Linked DNA regions of Homo sapiens: region 1 is linked to region 2. Evidence: chromatin loops called from intact Hi-C (ENCODE). Cell type or tissue: endothelial cell of umbilical vein. All regions are shown on one strand. Each heading gives the region's core, and the rest is flanking DNA. Links, peaks and the distances in the headings are about the cores only.

Region 1 (10,564 bases), core at 2,052-10,051, 91 kb after region 2:
AAAATCCCATTAGATGGTTGGTGGCCTGTGTTTTGTTACATAAGTCATGTGGGCTAACTTAAAGATCAACCACTCCTTTCAGTGCTCACTTCTGAAATGGATTTTGTTGGAGGGAGAAAAGGAGGAAAAGATAAAAAGGAACCAGAAATGTCCATTCATTCTATTCATGAAAATTGCTTTTAGTATTTATTTACCTCCAAGTCTTTGTTAGACAGGACCTCCATTATTATCTTACTCATCTATTTTTATTCCTTTTGACAAAAACTCACTTCTAATTACTACAAGATAGTTTAAATCAACCTCCCTAGTGCTCAGGTTGGTGTCGATAAAGCTAACTCGGCAGTTTGGTTTTTGAAAATTGATGAGGAGGAAGAAGAGCTCAGATTTAATTCTAACCAGCAAAATGTAACTCTGATCCCAAAAGATCACCAATACATCCTTGAGGCAAGTAGGAATGTATACATTAAAATGTATTAAATAGTCCAGTCCAAACTCAGTGCTACATTCAGAAAACATCAGCCTAACATCCAACAATAACTAAAAACAGTGTAAATTTTTCTTTCACTTTCCTTAAAAATTCCAGGAGGAAAATTATGTTCACAATGCAGACTAGAAACCTCTGTTGTCCATTTGCCACTAGCGCTGCCACCCATATGTAGCCGTGTCCCCCAGCAGTTCCTGTCCTTTGAAACTCCCCTAGAACTCAGCCTCCAACTCAGTGCTTGTATTTTCAATTTCTCTCATCCCTTCCACCTTACCAATGTATTTGTTTTCTTCTCACAGTAGTTGTCTGTTCTTTTGATGTCTATCCAGCTATGATTCCCAACCTTAAAAGATGTTTTCTTCTCTCTCTCTCTCTCTCTCTTTCTTTTTTTCTTTGAAACAGAGTCTTGCTCTGTCATCCATGCTGGCGTGCAGTGGCGTGATCTTCGCTCACTGCAACCTCTGCCTGCCAGGTTCAAGTAATTCTCCTGCCTCAGACTCCGGAGTAGCTGGGATTACAGGCACACACCACCAATGGTAGTTGTCTGTTCTTTCGATGTCTATCCAGCTATGATTCCCAAACTCATAAGACAGTCTCATGGGCCCAACAAGTAAGGAAATACAGAATCTCTATCATTTAGAAAAGACAGAAGCTACAAATACTCATGTAAATATATTTATATTACATATAATATGTGTATGTGTGTGAGTGTGTGTGTGTGTGTGTGTATGTGTGCATAACCCATCCCTGTACAAAACAAATAGAGGGAGTTGGCTTGTTTATAGAATAATGAAATATGGAACTATTCTCACAGTGAAATCATTACATGAAACTTTTATCAGAAAGGAAAATAATTTTCATTGCCTTTCTAGTGAGTGGCTTGGCTATGTATGTTTCTTCTAAGCTTTTATGACTGTTAGTACCAAGATGAAGTAAGATGAAGTTGGGAATCAATTCAGCTGCTCTTTCTTTCTTTTTTTTTTTTTTGCTTTTGAGAAAGGATCTCCCTCTGTCAGCTAGGCTGGAGTGTAGTGGCATGACCATGGTGGCAGCTTTGGCCTCCCAGGCTCAAGTGATCCTCCTGCCTCAGCCTCTGAGTAGCTGGGACTACAGACATGCACCACTGCACCTGGCTAATTTTTTGATTTTTTGAAGAGACAGGGCCTCTCTGTGTTGTCCAGGCTGGTCCCAAACTCCTTAGCTCAAGGGACCCTCCTGCCTCAGCCTCTGAGTAGCTGGGACTACAGACATGCACCACTGCACCTGGCTAATTTTTTGATTTTTTGAAGAGACAGGGCCTCTCTGTGTTGTCCAGGCTGGTCCCAAACTCCTTAGCTCAAGGGATCCTCCTGTCTCGGCCTCCCAAGCTGCTGATCTTTCATTGAGTTTCATTCAACTCTTCCATTAAACTCAATTCCAATTAGCTCTGCCTTCTGTTTTCTTTAAAAGTATAAGGAAGATGACAACCTCTATTTAATACTATATTTTTAATGGCTTTCAAAAATCACGTAAGTGGTTAAAAGTCCAGAGGGACTCAAGATCAGTGTTCACAGTCTATTAACTTCTAACACATTCTTCCATTATGCTTTGTGCTTTGAAATATTTGTCTTAAAACACAGTCTTAAAAACTGCATTAATTATAATAATGTCATTTTCTTCTTTTCAGAGTTTTTGTTCCATGTGAGATACCCACGCCACTTTAAAAAACAAACTATCCTGACATCTAATTACTTTGTGAATGATTGTAATGGCAATAACAATAGAGATGGAAGAATTTTGGAAACAATACTAGTTTCACAGCTTTCATGTGAGATGCCAAGGTTTTAGCATCGTCAGATTGGCAATGAGATTGGATAACTTCTGGGGTCTTTTTGAAATTATATCTTTCTTTTCTCTAGGATCCTACTTCTGGAAAATAAGATTAATACTAATACTAATAAGACACAAAGATTTTTAATGGAAATAGGAATATCTTCAAAGGCTGGATGGACATTGCATGCACTGTATGACAACATTCGTGTATAATAAGATCCTTTCCTTAGAGAATGGGGCAAATCCAGATGGAATGTGAGAAAGACTTCAAGGTTTCAGTGGAATATGCTTATATTGGGAATTGTATTAGTTAAGACTAGGTTTGGCTGCACATGACAGAAAACCCAACATAGTCACTTACACAGGATTAAAACATTTCCTTGTCATATGAAAGTCTAGAAGTGGTATGTAGCTCTGGGTGTCAGGGATGAAGATTCCTTCTAACTGGGAACCCAGCTTCCCATTTCAAAGATTGCTTCATATTCAAAATGGCTGCTGGGTCTCCAGGTATAGAGTCCACCTTCCAGCTAGAAGAACAAAGAACCAAAATGAGGCGTGTTCTCCCCTGTAAGGATACTTTCGTAAGTTGAATAGGATGCTTTCATAAGCATCTCATTGGCCAGACTGGTTAGAACTTAGTAACTGGCCACAATCAGCTGGAAAGAAGGCTGGCAAATAGAATATTTAAGGTGGTCACTGTAATCAGCAAAAAAATCATGAGTTACATAATATATAGAAAAGGAGAACAAGCACAGAATGACAACTAGCAGTGTCTGCATATCATTCTTCCAAGCAAATAAATGGAAATAAAAAAAAAATCTTTACTCCAAGATTCACTTGGCCTTGGTGGAATGAAGAATCAGCATTAACATACCTAGTCAATACACAGGGGTTGGCATTCTTTTGATGGAATGTTGAGTCAAGCTGCATAGGTAGGGTCAGTAGACACACCTGCATCTTCAAACAACTAAAAATCTCAGACACCTGCTGATCACAGGGATGTGCAGAGAAAGGCACAGATTGACCTGATAAGTTAACCAAAATCGCTGGACCTCTGTTTTTGTGGATGCATAAATGATATCTTTAAAGAAATCAGATCTTTAACAACCAACGTAATAAAATCTGAACTTGCCCTTTTTTTTTTTTTTTTGAGATGGAGTCTTGCTCTGTCACCCAGGTTGGAGTGCAGTGGTGCAATCTCGGCTCACTGCAACCTCCACCTCTCGGGTTCAAGTGATTCCCCTGCCTCAGCCTCCCAAGTAACTGGGATTACAGGCACGTGCCATCACGCCTGGCTAATTTTTTGTATTTTAGTAGAGACAGGGTTTCACCGTGTTGGCCAGGCTGGTCTTGTCTCCTGACCTTGTGATCTGCCCGCCTTGGCCTCCCAATGTGCTGGTGGCGTGAGCCACTGCACCCAGCCCTGAACTTGCCTTTCTAATAGAGAATTAGAACACGGATTTATCTAGTAATAGCAATATCTCAAATATTCATAAAGAATGAGGTGATCCACAGGAAAATCCTAGAAATCTGCATAGCACTAACCAAAAATAAGGCATTTGTACTGTTTGAGATGATAATGTTAGGGCAGCATGCAATATCCAGAACAGGTAAGCCCAAACAAACAGAAAGCAGATTAGAGGGTGCCAGGGGCAGAGGGGAGAGGAGAATGGCCATGACTGGCTAATGGATAGAGGGTTTCCTTTGGGGGTGATGAATATGTTTTGGAACTAGATACAGGTGATGATTGTGCAACATCATGAACATATTGAATGCCACTTAATTGTACACTTTAATATGGTTAATTCTGTGTTATGTGAATTTTATCACAATTTAAAAAAATGAGTTAGGGCAGCATGTACCTACCACACTGTAGAATGACTGTTACACAAAATGTGTGACATAAACATACAAATGCAGAAAGATTTATGCTAAAAGGGCCAGCTATCCGAAGCCGCCCATTCCCAAACACGTCAAATTGTCATGATTTAACATAGTACCATCAGACTTAAAACAAGAGACTTTATACGTGGGCATATAATGTGATTGAGGAGTTTTCAAACTTAAGAGCTCAAATACCTAGTTAGAATTAAATCAGTACAATGTGACCCAGAAAAGTGAGATGAAGCTGACAAAACAAAACAATTAGTTTAAATATCAGGAGATGTTGCCTAATGGTGAAGTCAACTATATTCTGAAAAGAGCAGCCAAAGAAAGTTATCCAAATCTTATAATTTGGGTCATTAAACTGGATCTGTAAAAAAGAAAAAGGATCTGGAAAATACTCTCTGCACACTAATTTTATACTGGCAAGGGCAGGATACAAAGACAGAATGGGTGTTTTAGTTTCTGGGTCCTATTGCCAATGGTTCTGCCTTTCTTATGGCTTGCTCATAAAGTCTCAGGTTTGTTTCTGTCATTTCTACTGAAGGATTTATTTTGTGGAGAATTTGAAACATGGAAGATGGAAAAACACTTCAGGAAAAGAAAAGAATTACCTCGAATTAAATTGCTAAAACAAATCAAATTTATATCGCTGTTGGATATTTTTAAAATCTTTGGTCTTGGCATAGAATAGTTCTGTGTTTTAACTCATTCTTCTGGTCATTTTAAATTAAAAGCCCAAATAATGATGTTATATAGGGTGAGTAACATTTCAGGTCACATAAACATATGACATCACCAGCTTTCCCCATGGATAAACACACTGAAGGAAAATAATGTAAAAAGGAGGGAAGAATGAGTCCATGCATCCACCTCCCCCCAGCCCTCAGAAAACTTAGCTAAGAAGATGGTTGCCAGAATGAGAAGAGTAGTTCACATTCCTTCTTCATTCAAATATTTCTTTGTTGCTTTTGAAGATAGTAATCAATCCAGAAGAGTAAAGTCCTTCTAAACTCCTCTCAGAGATTCCTGGTACATGAGGTAGGCTGTGCATTTACACTGGAAAGTAAGGCTCCTAGTGATAATATTATAATTGTGGTAGCTAACATTTATTGAGTACTTTCTGAGGCAGAGAGAGATTAATTATGTAACTTGCCCAAAGTTGTATAGCTGGTAAGCTGTGATTCTGGGCTAAGCGCCTAAACAGTTTGAACATCAACTACTTAGCCAATCTGCCTTCTGGAACAGAATAAATATGAACACTTAGCCATACCTAGATGATCAGAGAAGGCTTCCTGGTAAAGGTGCAGCTCCCAATACAAGATTGTGTCCAGTTCAATAGATGAAGAAGAGGTAGAAGTCAGGCCCAGAACAGAGAATAACATGAGCAAATGTTCCAGCCTATGAAACAGTATGGTATGTCCAGATAATCACAAGCCATTGTGTGTTATTGAGCTTTGAGGCAGAAAATAGATGAGTTTGGATTTATAAAGAAGAGTCAGATTGTAGATGACTTTTATGTTGTGCAATGAAGCTTGCATTTTATTCTAGGGATAAGAGACTGCTGAAAGATTTTTAAATGAGGAAATTTAAAGGTTTTTAGATAGATTCCTTTGGTGATAGCGTGGAGGATGTGAAGTTGGGGGAAGGCAAGATTGGAATTAAGGCAATCAGCTGGGGACTATTGCAATCATTTAGGTGAAAAAAGACAAGGATATAAATTATGGTGCTGAAAGGTGGGAACAAATTGAAGGAGCATTTGGGAGGGGAATCAGTATGATACAGTGAATATAGGGAACGAGCAAATGTAAAGAATAATTATCAGGTTTCTCTGATGGTGGTAACTTGGATAATACAGAAAAAGGAGCAGGTGGGGCTGAGATAAATTCATTTTGGAGTATTGTGGGTTTGAGGGAGGTCTGTGAAACATCCAACTGGAACTGTTTGGGTCTGGGAGCTGTTGGGAGCTGTTTGCAGACCTCTGGGTCTGCAAATTTAAAATTCAAGGAAAAGTTCAGGGCCAGAGCCACAGATTTGTGAGTCATCCATTCACTCACTGAATAAACATTCAAAAAAAAAAAAAAGAAAAAAAAAACAGCTTGCTTCAAGAGCAAAGAGGACCTTATAAGTCCTGTTAAGGAATTTTCAGCCTTTCCTGTACTTAGCAAGGAATGAATGATGAGATTAAGCAGCAGAGAAATACGTTGAAACTCATATTTTTAAAAGATCACTCTGACAAATATAGGGAGATAGCAGTTAGCCCAAGTATGGAGAAGTAAGGCCAGGGAAAGTGCATGGAATAATAGCATAATATAAGCAGCAACTCTAGGAGGGGAACTTCATATCATCAATATGGGCAAAGAAAGGAAAATCCACAGAGGAGACCAAGCTGGAAAGATTGAGAGAGGAGGCAATATCCTAGACATCTAGGGAGTAGGGTACCAAGAAGGACAAAGTAGTTGACAAGTCAAATAAATCAAAGTGAGGGGCACTGTAAGATAAATAGTGAGTTGTGTCCATGGTGCCAAATGATAAGGATTTCCCTGGTGAATTTTGCAAAGCTGCAAATAGCTGCAATAAATGGAGGAGTGAATAGTGAACACTAAAAATATAAATTAAAACCACAATGAGATATTACCTCACACTTGTTAGAATGACTTTTATCAAAAAGAAGAACTATAAGCATTGATGAGGATGTGGAGAAAAGGAAAGTGTCGGATATTGTGAAAAATAGTATATAGGTTCCACAAAAAACTAAAAATAGATCCAGTAATCTATTGATTCAGCAATCCTACTTCTGAGTATATATCCAAAAGAATTGAAATTGGTATGTTGAAGGGATATCTTCACTTCCATGTCCATTGCAACACTATTCACAATAGCCAAGTTTTGGAATCAACCTCGATGTTCATCAACTGACGAATGGATATATACACAATAGAATACTACCCAGCCTTGAAAAAAAAAATCCTTTCATTTGTGGCAACATGGATGAACCTGGGGGGCATTGTGCTGAGTAAAATAAGTCAGGCACAGGAAGACAAATACCACATGTTCTCACTTATTCGTGGCATCTAAAAAAGTTGACCTCAGAAGTAGAGAGTAGAATGGTGATTACCAGAGGCTGGGGATGGGAGGGGAAGAGGGAGGGAATGGAGAGTTGTCAGACAAACAATACGAAGTTTCAGATCGATACGAGGAATAATTTTGAGATTTATTGTAGAGTCAGTAATAATGTATATTTCAGAATAACTAATAACTAAGTAAATTTCAAATGTTTCACCACAAAAAATGATAGGTGAGGTGAGGAGTATTTTAATTAGCCTGATCTAATCATTTCACATTGCTTACATATATCAAAACATCACATTGTATCCCATGTATGTATACAATTGTGATTTTTCAATTAAAAGTATATTAATTTTTAAGGCCAGTTATGGTGGCTCACGCCTGTTATCCCAGCACTTTGGGAGGCCGAGGCAGGTGGATCACATGAGGTCAGGAGTTTGAGACCAGCCTGGCCAACGTGGTGAAACTCCGTCTCTAGTAAAAATACAAAAATTAGCCAGGTGTGATGGTGCACACCTGCAATCACAGCTACTTGGGAGGCTGAGGCATGAGAATCGCTTGAACCCGAGAGGTGGAGGTTGTAGTGAGCTGAGTTTGCTCACTGAGTTGAGACCAGTCTCAAAAAAAAAAAAAGAGTAATATTAATTTTTTAAAGAAAGAGTATAAACTACTCTTTAAAGAAGCATCATTTTAATAGAAAGAAGAGAGCCAAAGGATATTTGTCTTAAGATGAAAGAGACTTGGGCATTTTTATAGACTGAGAAGAAGGGTGCATCATTGGGAAAAAAAAAAAAAAGGTGCTTAAAGATAAAGAAGACTGATAAAGAGGCAGGAGAAGGAGTTGGCTTTAAACACGTTGACTTCTCTTACTGCAACTTTTCAGGCCTAAATTATACAATATCTTTCCAATATAAAAAAGTTTTGTATTTTTCGAGGTTTCAGCTAAATGTGTTTGAGCTAAATGGGTTTAGCATGGATATACCATATGGATATTTGAGGTAAATGGATTTAGCATGGATATATCCATTTGGATCTATCATAGACTAATCCTTGTTTTGGACTATGAATTCCAGTCTTCTTATTTGTACTTCTCTTCTGCGCTTGTTGAATATTTGTGGCCTGTTTCTGTTAGGGGCATCCATGGGTTTGATGGATGTATTGCTTTGCCTCCTTCCAGATCTTTCCCTGCTCAAAGTCACTGCAAATCCGAGATGCCCTCCATGGCAGCCTGCTTCCCACAACTTGAAACATTGTTGTTTTACATTAATGTTTGCCTAGGGTTACTAGTTCACAACAAATGTGAAAACAAAAATGCTAGTACTTGCTGACAGGGTCATGGAGGAATTTCTGAAGAGAACATCTGTCAGAGGGAAGACTCGCCTTCCACAGATGCAGCACAGCCTTCTTTCTGTGAAGACACGGGATTTCTGTGAAATCCTACTGGGGATTTCACCTACTGGGTGAAGGACCTACTGGGGGCTTAGTAGGTCCTGAATATCGGGCTGTGGTGATGGTGGTGGAAGCGGAAATGCAAGCCCCCACAGTTACTTTTATCAGTGAAGTAGAAAGTCATTTTATTCTCAAAGGAAAATAGAAAGCTCAGAAGCAGTATAGAATGTAAAAGGAAAAGAACGGAGGAAAGGAAAAAGGTCTTTTAAAGAAGGGTCACTGTGGAGTGTGAATCAGATTCTTAGTGACCTTAAAGAGGTGTGAATTCTACTAAAATTATTTTTATTTCCTTTTGCTCACTTGACAATATTATTTTTATTGTTATGTTGATTTGAGAGTCAGCCACATGGGGCCTTGTGATTATTTGGCCTTTACATGGTAAAAGTAAAAGAGGTAAATTTGTCATTTTCTTCTTTTCTTAAAATATATATATATATTTTACAGGTAGACAAGCTGCAAAGTTTCATAAAGTCTCAACAACGGCCAACATGGAAATTGGAAAAGTTAGAACAAATAGACCAAGCCTGGGGAAATTTACTGAACTCTGGGGCTCCCTTCCAAGTATGGTGATCGGTAACCCAAATTAAACTCACTAAGGTGTCCTGAAAAAAATGGGGTCAATAAAAGATAATGTCAATCTGGAACACACCCTCTGAATTGGGACTAAACCCCAAGCCAATGAATGGAGAATGAGCAACAAGTTATAGCTCCAGGGGCCTGGTAAGAGTGAAGAAGGGAAAAGTCTACAGAAAAAGTAATAGTTCAGGGAAGACTTTATCTTAGCAGGAGCAGAAGAAGGGATGAAGTTAAATCCATCCACTGGGACAGGCCAGGTTTGCTGGTGATTAGAGGAGAAGCCTGCTGTTTAGCCATTCTGCTTTGTATAGAGTCTACTTACACAGCTTCAGACTTAGGATTGGGTTGCCAAGAAGGTGGGGACATGCAGACACCAAAATGTGCTGCGTCTCTCTCTGTCTCTCTGTATCCTCCTACCCACATGATGTCCACTGCCCTTTTTGCAGAACTGCATTCTGGTTTGGCAATATCCCATGTCTTGGACTTTTGCCAATTGTCTCTTCTTTGCCTCATTTAAAGCTTTCTCTCTCCCTTTTTTTTTTTTTTTTAGATGGAGTCTCTGTTGCCAGGCTGGAGTGCAGTGACATGATCTCACTGCAACCTCCGCCTCCCAGGTGCAAGTGATTCTCCTGCCTCAGCCTCCTGAGTAGCTGGGATTACTGGAGTGCACCACCACACCCAGCTAATTTTCGTATTTTTAGTAGAGATGGGGTTTCACAATGTTGGCCAGGATGGTCTCGATCTCTTGACCTCGTGATCCGCCCACCTCGGCTTCCCAAAGGCATTCTCTCTTTATTCCCCAATATAGTCCCTCAAGGTCTTGCCAAAGGCCTGGTTAGAAAGATTAAAAAAGAAAAAAACACACACACAGAAAAGAAATGAGTCTAAAGGCTGTTATCCCTGTGGGTTAATCCTCCTAGATAACACTGACATTTTAACAAATGCTTTTAGTGCTAAAGAGGAAATATGTGGGAAAGTTTTTAGGCATGGGCCAGGTGAATGGAATAGCCGTTTATCAAAACATTTATTAGATGTGTGTACTTCTAAAATGATGCCATGCAGATTGTTGCCTAATTTGTAGATCTAGTTCGTGCATCCTCCATCTCTCTCTCTCTATTTCTCTTTCTCTTTCTGTTTGTCCCTTTCTTTCTGTCTGTCTCTCTGCCTCTATAGCTCTATTGCCCTAACTATCTCTTTTCAGTGAAATATACTTCTCCCCTGCCATACAAAAGTATTGTATTACTGCATATTCTTCAGTATTCCCATATAGATTTTATGATAACAATTCTC
Region 2 (11,635 bases), core at 1,593-9,592:
TGAGAGTTTTGATGGAAATTATTAGGCATCCACCTTACAGTCCCAGTTTGGCTACTTCTGAGATCTTTTTGTTTCCTTATCTTAAAAGAATCTGCAAAGGGTGTCCAGTTTTCTTCAGTTAATGACAGAAAAAGGACTCCATTGACACGGTGAAATTCCCAGGATCTTCAGTTCTTTAGGAATGGACTAAATGGCTGGTATCATTGCTTGCAAGTGTCTTAACCTTGATGTGTCTTATGTTGAGTAAGAAAGTTTACACTTTTAATTTTTATCTTTGAAGTCCATTTTTCCAAGAACTTTTTGAAGTCTCTTCATATGTAGATGAAACCTCACAGACAGCAGCCTTTAGAGAGACTAGATGATAAATGTTTTTTTCAGACCTTCAAAGGTGTCGAACTCTCAGTTAATCTTTCCTAGATCTGGACAAGGGAAGCCCTCAGAGATAGCCTGGCTGCATCAATACAGATTCTTTACAGATGCAAATCAACCCCTCTGCCCTTCCTCCACACCCCTACAAAAGACAGCTTTGCAGGGCTACTTCTGTTTGCAGGCGCTCTGAACAGCCATCTTGAAATAAGTAAAGAAGTATATTTTGGGGTGAAATATTTGTACTTCCTTCAAGGTCTTGAGCATTGCCCTCTGTCTTGTGGCCCTATCACTAGTCACAGGGATCTAAAACTAATTGAATTGTTGAAGAACCTACATTTTTAGACATAAGGTCCAGATTTGGTGTAGTTAACTCTGACATTACCTCTAATAAGATACGAAAGGAAAATACAGCCTTGAGCATCCCCTGCCTCTTGTATCCTTTGGCTTAGCTAGAATACAGTGTTCAATTCTGAGTGTGAAGGCATCAAGGTAATACTAACAAATTAGAGAACATTCAAGGGAAGGCAAAAGAGACTGTGAAATAGGAAGCATGTCAGATGAGTAATGTTTGAATAACATTTGGAGAAGCAAAGACTAAAGATGTGATAAACATATTCAAATATTAGAGTAGCTATTATGTTTTACAGAAGTATATGTAAATTTTTGCTTTCGGATTTCATACATCAATACTATGAACAATGGATATGTATATTTTTACTCAGACTAGTGAAGAGCATTCTAACAACTACAACTGTACGGCCAAGAAAGGGCTGCCTTGTGAGGGATGAACATGATTTCTGACCCCTCTGAAGGAAAAATTGTATGTTCACCTATTGGGATACTATAAAAGAGATAGAAGAGATGACAGGGCAAGACCCCTCTCAAATATAAATGTCTATAATTCTCTCTATCCATTATTGCCATAAAGCTATGGGCATTTGGCTGTAAACATAGGTTTTCTTCCCAATAACTCAAGGGACCTAATGACACCATTATACTCTGCTCTACCCTGGGATATTCAGCTGGGTATTCCTTTTCTCAGTCAGCCAGAGCCCATATTATATATGGCTTCTCTCCACAATGGTATCAAAGCTTATTTATCTTTCCCCAACCCTGTTTTTAAAATTAGAACATCTGGTCTTTGGTTTTGTATTACATTCATTGGAGAAGTCCATTCCATTTTATTTAAAATTTGAGCAGCCTGGATTTGGGTTCACATTTAGTGAAACTTGCACCCTTTGTTCTTTCCATTTATAAGGTTCTTTCCCATGACCACTCGTTGGAAGCCTTGTGGTCAGTTACAAACACTAGTTTTGCCCCTGAGTCATGTTGTTAAATTCTCCACCCCAGCTCTCACTTCAGTGGTGTAGCTGGGAGGACATAGGTCTCTGAGAGGATCTATCTTCTGGTGGGTGGACAGAAGTTAGGTAAGATAAACATGAGCTTCTTCCTAAAATGTGTTACTGGAAGAGAGTAAAATGCCGCCGTAGAACATCTGTTTTTAAAGTATATCCCAATTAGTCTAGACCAACAATGCCAAATCTGGTAGTACTGCTTAACTCAAAACACTAATATTCAAATATGACTAATCTCATGCATGTCTTGACTGTGAGCAGAGTATAAAAACTACATCTCTTCTTTTTGATCCTTGGGCTTCTTTTAATCTACAAGGAAATCTCTGATCTTAGAGTTCAAGTGGTGGCCTACACACACACACAAACACACACACACACACACACAAATACTTCTGACAATTCAGTAACAGCATGCCTTTTTTGGTGATTGTTGTAAAATTTGAGATGTCAGCTTTGTATATTGATAAATTATAAAATAACTTTTCTAGTCTTTTCCTTCTTAAACATTCTTCTCTCTTAAACATACTACACAAAATACCAGTTACAGATAAATGGCCAGAAAGAGGAAACTCTTACTATTTTTTTCAGTGCTGTCATCATGAAAATATAATGAAATGTGTTGTATTTCTGATGGAGGAATCAAAGCCACATATCGGTACATGTAGTTCAAATGATTCAACTCAAAGGGGAATGCTAGTTTGCCACCTTTCTCCCTTCTTCCACTAAAAAAGCATTGAGTTAAGAGACATTTTTACATCTTGCGGCTGATGAAAGAAGGAAAATTGGCATATCCTAGGCAATTAATTTCTAAAGGCAGGTGAAAGTTTAGATAAAAGACCCAAATGACTTCTTCCTTCAATCTGAAAATAGTTCTCAGAAATATTTATAATTCATTAGACATGAGCCAGTGAGGAGATAATAGCTTTGAAATATGGGAGTGTAAATATGCATCATCAGTGTAATAGTTCCCCTAAAAGAGGAAAATAATTTTTAAAAGTCTTGGGGAAATCAGCAGAGTGAGGTGCAAAGGAGACTTGAATTCTGATCCTGCCTAGCTCTGTGAGGTGGAACAGGGGACTGAACCCCACTGAACCTGTTTCTTCACCTGTAAAACAGACATTCTAAGTGTCACAGCATAGAATTATTGAGAATATTTAATAAATTAACATCTATAAGTTGATTGGCTTAATATTTAGACTCCCTACCTTTAGCAAACAGAAATAGATCTTTGATAAAAATTTAAATAAATTGGAATTTAATATCTTATTTTTAAACTTTTTTATGATTGAATGTATCTTTTTAAAGATACATCGTGTGTTTGTGGTTCAAAACGAAGATAATATTGGATGGTGTTTTTGTGTGTAAGTATTTACAGATATTCACATATGATCATACACACATAATTTTCATTAATAAATAGAAAAATAGTACCACTCAATAACTACTAAAGGCCTACCCACGAATGACTTAATATTCCTTAATGATCACATCACATACTTGATGAGTTTGGACTGTGAAGTGTAAAATTTTATACCATAATATCTTCAGCCCCACTGAAAACACAGATAGCTCGCATCCTGCATCATGTGGTAGACAGCCTTCTCAGGCAGCTAACCCAAAATGGAGGCCATTGGCACTTCCGCAGGGTAGCAATTAGGAAGCCTCACTTTGCCGACAGGGATCACTGCTGGGTGAGTTTTGATTTTAAGTAATGCCAAACTAGGCCATCTACTCTAAAAAGCTATAACTAGTTATAGCTTTGTAGAAAATGTTGGAATCAAACAGAGCTGGTTTAGGAGCCTTGAGGTATTACTAGTTACTCAGTCTTGAGGATACTGCTTTATTTATCTGAGCTTCCATTCCCTACTTGTGGTGGTTAATTTTACTTGTCAGCTTGACTGGGCTAAGGCATACCCAGAGAGCTGGTAAAGCATTATTTCTGGGTGTATCTGTGAGGGTGTTTCTGGGAGAGACTGGCATTTGAGTCAGTGGCTTGAGTAAGAAAGACCTGCCCTCACCCAATGTGGATAAGTACTATTCGATTCATTGAGGGCTCAGATAAAACAAAAAGGCAGAGAAAAGGTGAATTCTCTCTTTCTTCTGGAACTGGAATACCCATCTTCTCTTGCCCTTGGACATCAGGACTCCAGGTTCTCTGACCTTTGTACTCTGGGACAGCAGTTCACCCAGATTCTCAGGCCTTTGGCCCCAGACTAAGAGTTATAACATCAGTTCCCCTGGTTCTTAGGTCTTCAGGCTTAGATGGAGCTCTGCTACTGGCTCTCCTGGTTCGCCAGTGTGCAGATGGCATATCATAGGACTTCTCAGTCTCCATAATTACATGAGCCAATTTCCATAATAAATCCCTTCTAGTCTATCTATCTATCTATCTATCTATCTATCTATCTATCTATCTATCATCTATCTATCTATCTACCTATTTGTCATCTCCTATTGGTTCTTTTTCTCTGGAGAACACTGACTAATACACCAATCTATCAATAAGTGCCAGACTACTTGCCGAAAATAAAAATTGTGTTTCATCTTGTAACAATTCTCTCTTTGCTATTTTTACTAAAACTGAACAGGTCTTCTTTAGGCTCCTTAAATATACTGAGCTCTTTTCCACCTCAGGACATTTGCAAACCTTCACCGTCAAGCTGGGAAAGCTCTTCCCCTCTCACCCATGGGCTTCATGAGGACTTCCTTATCTTTTGAATCAACTTAACCATTACCTTTTGAGAGGGGATCTTACTAACCTCTCCTATTATTTTCTGTCTTATAACACTTGTCACAGTTTATAATAGTTTCCTTTGGTTTCATTGTAATTTGCACATCCAAATTCCTGAAATGTGGGTTTATTGAGGGGCTCTAGCTGTCTTGCCCATCACCATATTCTGAGTGTTTAGACAGTGCCTGTCTAGTTTTAACAGAAAGTGTTGAATGGATAAATTGGCATTCACAGGGTTGTTGTACAGCTTAAATAAGATCATTTATGACATATTCTAAGTTCTTGATAAAGAAAATCTTTTCAAAAATTATTTTTAGGGGGAGAATTGGTATAAGGGACATCTAGCTCAATATGATAAAATAGCTGTTCTTGGGTTGCAAAAGCGAAGTATAGTAGGTCCACCACCTGCATAGAGCCAGAGTTATTTCTGACTCACTAATGGGCCAGCTAACAGAGAAAAATCCCCTCAAACAGACAAGGTGTTGCCCATTTGAAGATATTTCCAGATGTAGAAGCACTAGCAGCCCATTTTCAAAGCTTTCATTTCCTAAAGAGCAGCCAGGACAAGGGGATAAAATGAGCATGTACGCAAAGGTAACATTTTCTTCACCAAACTCTGGGGATGGCAAAGTCGTAATTACAAATCTTGTTGTGCACCCCTTACAGAGGTTTGAGATTGGTGGGCTGTTCATCCTCCTTTTTATTAGTGCCAAAAAAGCTGTTTGAATGGGACTAGTCTGTATTTTAAATTCAAACTACCATAATTTAACACCCATTGGAAAAATGTAGTTAAGCAATTAAGGGATATTTCTACTGTTTTTTTCCAGTTGATGACTCAAATCCAGGTCTCTTTAAATAAATCCAAGCAGACTATGAGAGGAAGGAAGGTTCTACAGATGCCTCCTTAAAATCGGAAATATTCCAATAAAAACCAATGATCTAACTACAAACTACTGCCAATTCTGTGTCACTGAGTCATCTTCCATTGGGAAGTGTTTGGATTTCATTAAGCTTTTAAGAATCGCAGGCTGATTTATTATTTTCTTTTTTATTTTCTTAGTGGGTTGTCATGAAACTTCACTTCATTAATATGAAGAATAAAGAACTAAATAAGCTATAATTTCCTGGAAGAGTACAGTAATGATGATAATAATAATTACTGAAGGCTCTCATATTTATTTATATCAACTGAACTCCAAGATGGTACCAAAATTATCCTGCAGAATGTTTAATCACTTTCTTCCTACTTCAACTTCTGATGTCTGCTCTCATTCTGATTTCCTGCAGCTTTTTTTTTTTTTTTCCTGTTATACTCAACCCACATCCAACATCTAGGCTCAGCCTCCCTTCTAACACTGTTCAAATCATTAGTTTATTTCCATTTTTTGGATGGGATTTTTCTGATCACTTTCTTATTGTGCAATTTGTAAGGATACCATTATAAAAATCACAAGTAAATTCTGAGAGTGGATTAAATAAAAGTACATAAAGAAAATAAAATAAAGTTCCTTATTTCAGGATGATGATCAAAGTGGAAAGTTTTAAGTACTACTTGAGTTTTTATGTTTTCTCTAATTAGGAAAGTCATTTTCTCTAAATGTCTTCAACTAATCTCTGCTACTGGTTCTCTAAATGGCCATGTGCCAATATCAGTACATACCTACTTTCTCAGTGACAAAAGATGCTAACTTAAATTTTTATACAATTTTGAGAAAATCCTCTGTAAAGTCCCTTTACCCAATAAATAAAGACCTCCAAGGGAAGCTGGCTGTGCCCCATAATCTAAACAGCCTAATTAATTACAACCTCATGTCTTAGGAGTTGAAAAACTTACATTATGTTTTGTTGTTTTTTTTTTTTTGGTGTGCAACAGTATTACACATACTAGAAAGATTACTGCAGAGAATATGGAATGCATAAATGAATGGAGCTTTCAATCCTTCATCAGCGAGGGCAACGTGATTCAGATGAATGTTTAAGCTACTATTTTTCAAATGTTTTTAAAAGCATGACCCAAAGTAAGAAATACATGTAATGTAGACCCCAACACATCCAGGCACACACATCTTGGCTGAAACGAAGGTTTTGTGAAATAATACCCTCACTGGATGTGAAATGTGAGTGTGCTTGTTGAGTTCAAGGAAAAACAAGGGGTCAGTGTGGTTGAAACATCAGGAGGGAAAGTGGTAGGTGGTGAAGTCAGAGGCATGAGGAGCCCAGGTCATGGACGGTCTTGTAGGCCATCATGAGGTTTTTAGCTACTATTCCAGGTGTGGAATGGGCAGCTTCTGCAGGGTTTTTAGCTGAAGAGTCACACAGTATGACATGGTTTCAACAGGATCATCCTAGCTGCTATGTACTGAGCAAACTGTAGGGGACTATGTAGTATGGAAGCCAGTAGAGCCGTTAGGAGGCTACTGTAATGAATAACACAGGTGAGAAATGACGGTCGTGGGGCCAGGACAATAGTGGTGAAAGAGATTTTTTTTAAACCCGGTCAGTTTCCTGATATATTGAGAAAGTAGAAACGCTTTGAGCGATCAGATGTGTGATATCAGAGAGGCATAGAAGTTAAGGATGGCTCCCAAGTTTGACCTGAGCCACTTGAAAGATGGGACACTATTTACCAGGACTAGGAAGATAAAGGAGAGGCATATTTAGAGGAAGAAAAGAGTTTAAGATTGAGCTGCCTATCAGATATCCAAGTAAAGATGTCTGGCTGGAGGTCAGAAATGCTAGTCTCAGATTCATGAGAGAGGACCTGGCTCGTGCATACATTTGGGAGTTATCAAAGTATGCCAAAATTTAAAGAATCAGGACTAGAAACTTCCAATCACCAAAGGAGTCAGCATCACTAAAAGTTCTATCTCAGTTCTGAGTTCTCCTGAAAACAATCCTAATATAAGGTGTTGAATGACTTTAATTTAACTGAGTGGCGGGAAACACAGGTGAGGAAGAGGGGAAGTGAAACAAGGAAAGGAAGCAAACCAATAAAAGGAATACAGGGGGCATTGATAAACTGGTTACTACTTAGAGAAACTGGAGTTCAGTTCCACTGGGTACCCTCTGAGGAACTGTGTAGAGCACCCTGGAGAATTGTCCTGCCAAGAGATAAGAACTTTCAGTGTTTATCCACCAATTCCTAAATTCACCAGTTGAAGGATGCTCCTGAGGGTCTTAAGCAGCTGCTACTTTGAGGCTCCGAAGGAGCTGGAGGAAGCTTTTAGGCAGAGAAGCAGAGAAGTGGACCTGGGGACATGGGGCAGGGTATCAAAGTCTGAAGACTAAGCCTTGCTCTGTTGGGAGGTTCAGAACAGGAGGAGAATTAATCAAAGGAGACTAAGAAGGAGAGGCGGTTGCAGTAGGAGGAACACTAGAAGAGTGTGGTGGATGGAAGTCAAGAAAAGTAATTCCAGAAGGGAATGGCAGCAAGACTTCATCATTGGCTTTTGCATCAGAGAATTTGAGAACTGTTTCATTGAGTGGGCCAGGATTAAGGCCCAACAGAAGTGGGTTGAAGAGGAAAAGAGAAGTTGCAACAGCTGGTGTGGACAACTTATTGGAGGCGGTTGCTGTAAAGAGGAGTGGAGAATAGGGAAGGAGGCTAGAGGGGTTGAAGGATATTCTTACTGTGAAATTCATACTAGTGTGGAAAGAAAAATTGAGGGCAGATTGATGTGTTCAAGACTTCTGACATAATTTCAAGGGCATGTACCTTTTGGCTTGGCTGTGCCATAATAAATAAATCTACCTCTAGAGTCTGTGACTTAAAGGCCTTGCATGCATCTCACTAATTGCCTTCTCTTCCTCTAAACCTGGGCCTTCCCTCCCCTAAACCTAACTAATAGGATCAAAATCACATTTAATACTGCTATTAAAAATTTTATTTTCAAAAAAATGTCATTTGGCCAGGCGTGGTAGCTCACACCTATAATCCCAGCACTTTGGAAGGCTGAGGCAGGCAGATTATTTGAGGTCAGGAGTTCATGACCAGCCTGGCCAACATGGTGAAACCCTGTCTCTACTAAAAATATAAAAATTAGCTGGCATGGTGCTGCATTCCTATAATCCCAGCTACATGGGAGGCTGAGGCAATAGAGTAGCTTGAACCTGGGAGGTGGACATTAGAGTGAGCCAAGATCATGCCACTGCTCTCCAGCCTGGGTGACAGAGCAAGACTCTATCTCTAAGTAAATAAATAAAGTCATTTTAACATGTAATAACTCAAGAGTTTGAATAACAATGGTTGTACTTATAAACTGACTTAGCAAGTATTTTTCAGGATATAGTAAAATGACATAAGACCTTTCATATAGATTTTAAAACCACTGTGGGTGTGCACATGTGTTTATATGTGTGTGCAAAATGACAATTCCAAATACAGTTAAATAAATCCTAAATGAATAATCCATTTGTATTTCCTCCATGTTATTTTTTTTTACTGCTATGCTTTTTATCTCTATTAATCAGTTTTACCAATTAACCATCTCTGATCACTATGAAGTGGGTTACAAATAATTTGACATATCAGAAAGAAACTGCTCACAAGCCCTTGATGTTAAGATATATTGACGGTATGGGTGCTTACCTTGTAGGAAAAATGGAAAGTAGTGATATTACAGTCTAGAAGATTGTAAGAAAAATTGTTATGAGCTTGTGCAAAACATAAAAGGAGAAGCGTTGCTCAGAAGAAAAGCAAAGCCAAGGAACTCTTCATTCAAAACTTACATTTCATGTAGTTTTCCTTTAAAATGGCAATTCTCTTTTATACTGTTTTTGAATGAGGAACTTTTATAATGAAACTTAGAAGTGCCTAGGTTTTTATGAGAGACAATGTTTATGTCCTACTTTCAAATGCCATCATAAAGATTTTCATATATATGTACAGATAATGTTCAACACCAAGCATATGTCTAACATGGATCTAATAAGATGATTCAAGTTCACCTTGCAATATAAAGGGTCATAAAAGATGAGTTAATTTACTCTTCAGTTCGAAATCTAATGAAACTAGTTAAGTAGAAAAGATATAACACCAGAATTGAAGCTGTGGTTACACCACAAATGAATGCCTTCCAGCATAATGGTTACATTAAAAATTAAACATTAGCCAGCGTCCAGATGTTAGATATTAATATTGGGGTGGATGTGTGTGTGTGTGGGTGTGTGTTTGTGTGTGTGTGTGCATGCATGCATGCAAAAGTGTCCATGTAAAGCTACTTAAAATGGTATATAATAAGTAATAGGTGTGATGGTTAATATTTAGTGTCAACTTGAGTGGATTGAGGGATAGAAAATATTGATCCTGGTTGTGTCTGTGAGGGTGTTGCCAAAAGAGATTAACATTTGAGTCAGTGAGCTGGGGAAGGCAGAGCCACCCTTAATCTAGTGGGCACAATCTAATCAGCTGCCAGCAAATATAAAGCAGGCAGAAAAACATGAAAAGGAAAGACGGACTTAGCCTCCCCACCTACATCTTTCTCCCATGCTGAATGCTTCCTGCCATCAAACAACGGACTCCAGGTTCTTCAGTTTTGGGACTCAGACTGGCTCTCCTTTCTCCTCAGCTTGCAGACAGCCTGTTGTGGGACCTTGTGATTGTGTAAGTTAATACTTAATAAACTCCCACATATATGTGTGTGTGTGTGTGTGTGTGTATATATATATACACACACATATACACATACATATACATATATACACATATATACATATATACACATATATACATATATACACATATATGTGTGTGTATATATATATACATATAACCAGTTTCAGTCATATTCTGAGGTACTAGAGGTTAGGACTTCAACATATGAATTTTGGAGGAACACAACTCACCCATAACACTTGCCCTCCAAGGGTTTATATATATATATGTGTGTGTGTGTGTGTATGTGTATATGTGTATATATATGTGTATATATACACATACCCATATGTATATATATGTGTATATATACACATACCCATATGTATATATATGTGTTATATATATAACACATATATATAACACATATGGGAGTTTATATATATGTTATATATGGGAGTTATATAACACACACACACACACACACACACATATACATATATCCTATTTGTTCTGTCCCTCTAAGAGAACCCTAATACAATAGGCAAGTTCAGAAAGCAAATCACTACAAAGTTATACAAAATGGTGTATTAATTTAAAATCCAATTCTATTTTCTACTTTCCCTTAAAAATATGTTGGGAGTACTTTTCCCTTTGCAGGGAATAAACAGTCTCCTTTAGAAGTCTGCTTTACATTTCCCATCTTGTCTAGCTGTGGCTGGCCCAAGGACCAAGCAGGTAATATACACGCATGAGGGCAGCAGGCAGGCATGCTCATGCAGACATTGCATACGTGATGGAGAGAGGTAGAGCTCCTTGACTCTACCCATTTCAAGCAGGCAATTACTACTCAGCTCCAGGTGATTTTTTTCCGAGACAGAGGATGTAAGACATTTTCCAATTTTTAAAGAGAAGGATCGCTCCTCCCTCTGAATTTGGGTTATCATGTAAAATGCCTTAAACCTAAAATTTTGGCTCATTTTTTGAAGACATATTTCAGTCCAAACAAACCATATGTGGAGCAGATTTCACCCACAGGCAGCCAGTTTGCAAACTCTGCTCTTTGCAGACAATACAAAGGCAGCAGAGTAAGCTTTGAGCCAGATTTTACATTCCTTGTGAACTGCCACAGAGTTTTAGTGCAGAAAACATTTTTTTTTTTGTCAGCAGGGTTAGGAGAAAGGAATTTGAGGTTTATTAAATATTATACATGCAAAGGCCTGGGGAGGAACACAGGGAAATCTTCTGGAGTGCTGGAAATGTTCTAGATCTTGATGATCTGGGTCATGACACAACTGTATCTATACATAAAAAGTCTTTGAGTTGCAGACTTAAGATTTGTGTACTTCACACACTTTATGTCACATGCTCAAAGTATATGCACATATGTAAACATATGTTCAACATATGAATATATGCACACATATGCATGTATATATGTTCAAATATATATATTTAATATATATTTGATTCAAATATATTTAATATATATATTTGATTCAAATATATATATTTAATGTATATTTGAATCAAATATATATATTTAATGTATATTTGAATCAAATATATATATTTAATGTATATTTG

The links. A loop is a pair of places that touch in the nucleus more often than their neighbours do. Peaks named below come from ENCODE experiments on the same cell type or tissue, not always from the same donor. Only the 100,000 strongest peaks of a DNase experiment are listed, where the experiment ranks them.
Region 1: a loop joins it to region 2, with 2.2 times the contacts of the local background. A loop is called at or near these places in 7 of 110 quality-filtered maps.

What each region holds. Positions count from the first base shown.
Region 1 is chr2:215,687,502-215,698,065 of GRCh38, forward strand. All of the region lies in intron 5 of LINC00607 (long intergenic non-protein coding RNA 607), which reads right to left. All of the region lies in intron 7 of LOC102724861 (a long non-coding RNA gene), which reads left to right. Among named protein-coding and RNA genes, the nearest start is that of LINC01614, 25 kb to the right of the region's middle. In endothelial cell of umbilical vein, for the core only: no CTCF peak of the experiment used is centred there; DNase peaks (open chromatin) are centred at 5,000 and 6,310; H3K27ac peaks cover 3,058 bases.
Region 2 is chr2:215,596,819-215,608,453 of GRCh38, forward strand. The region is part of intron 1 of LOC102724861 (a long non-coding RNA gene); the gene reads left to right. Among named protein-coding and RNA genes, the nearest start is that of LINC01614, 120 kb to the right of the region's middle. In endothelial cell of umbilical vein, for the core only: no CTCF peak of the experiment used is centred there; a DNase peak (open chromatin) is centred at 5,413; H3K27ac peaks cover 1,584 bases.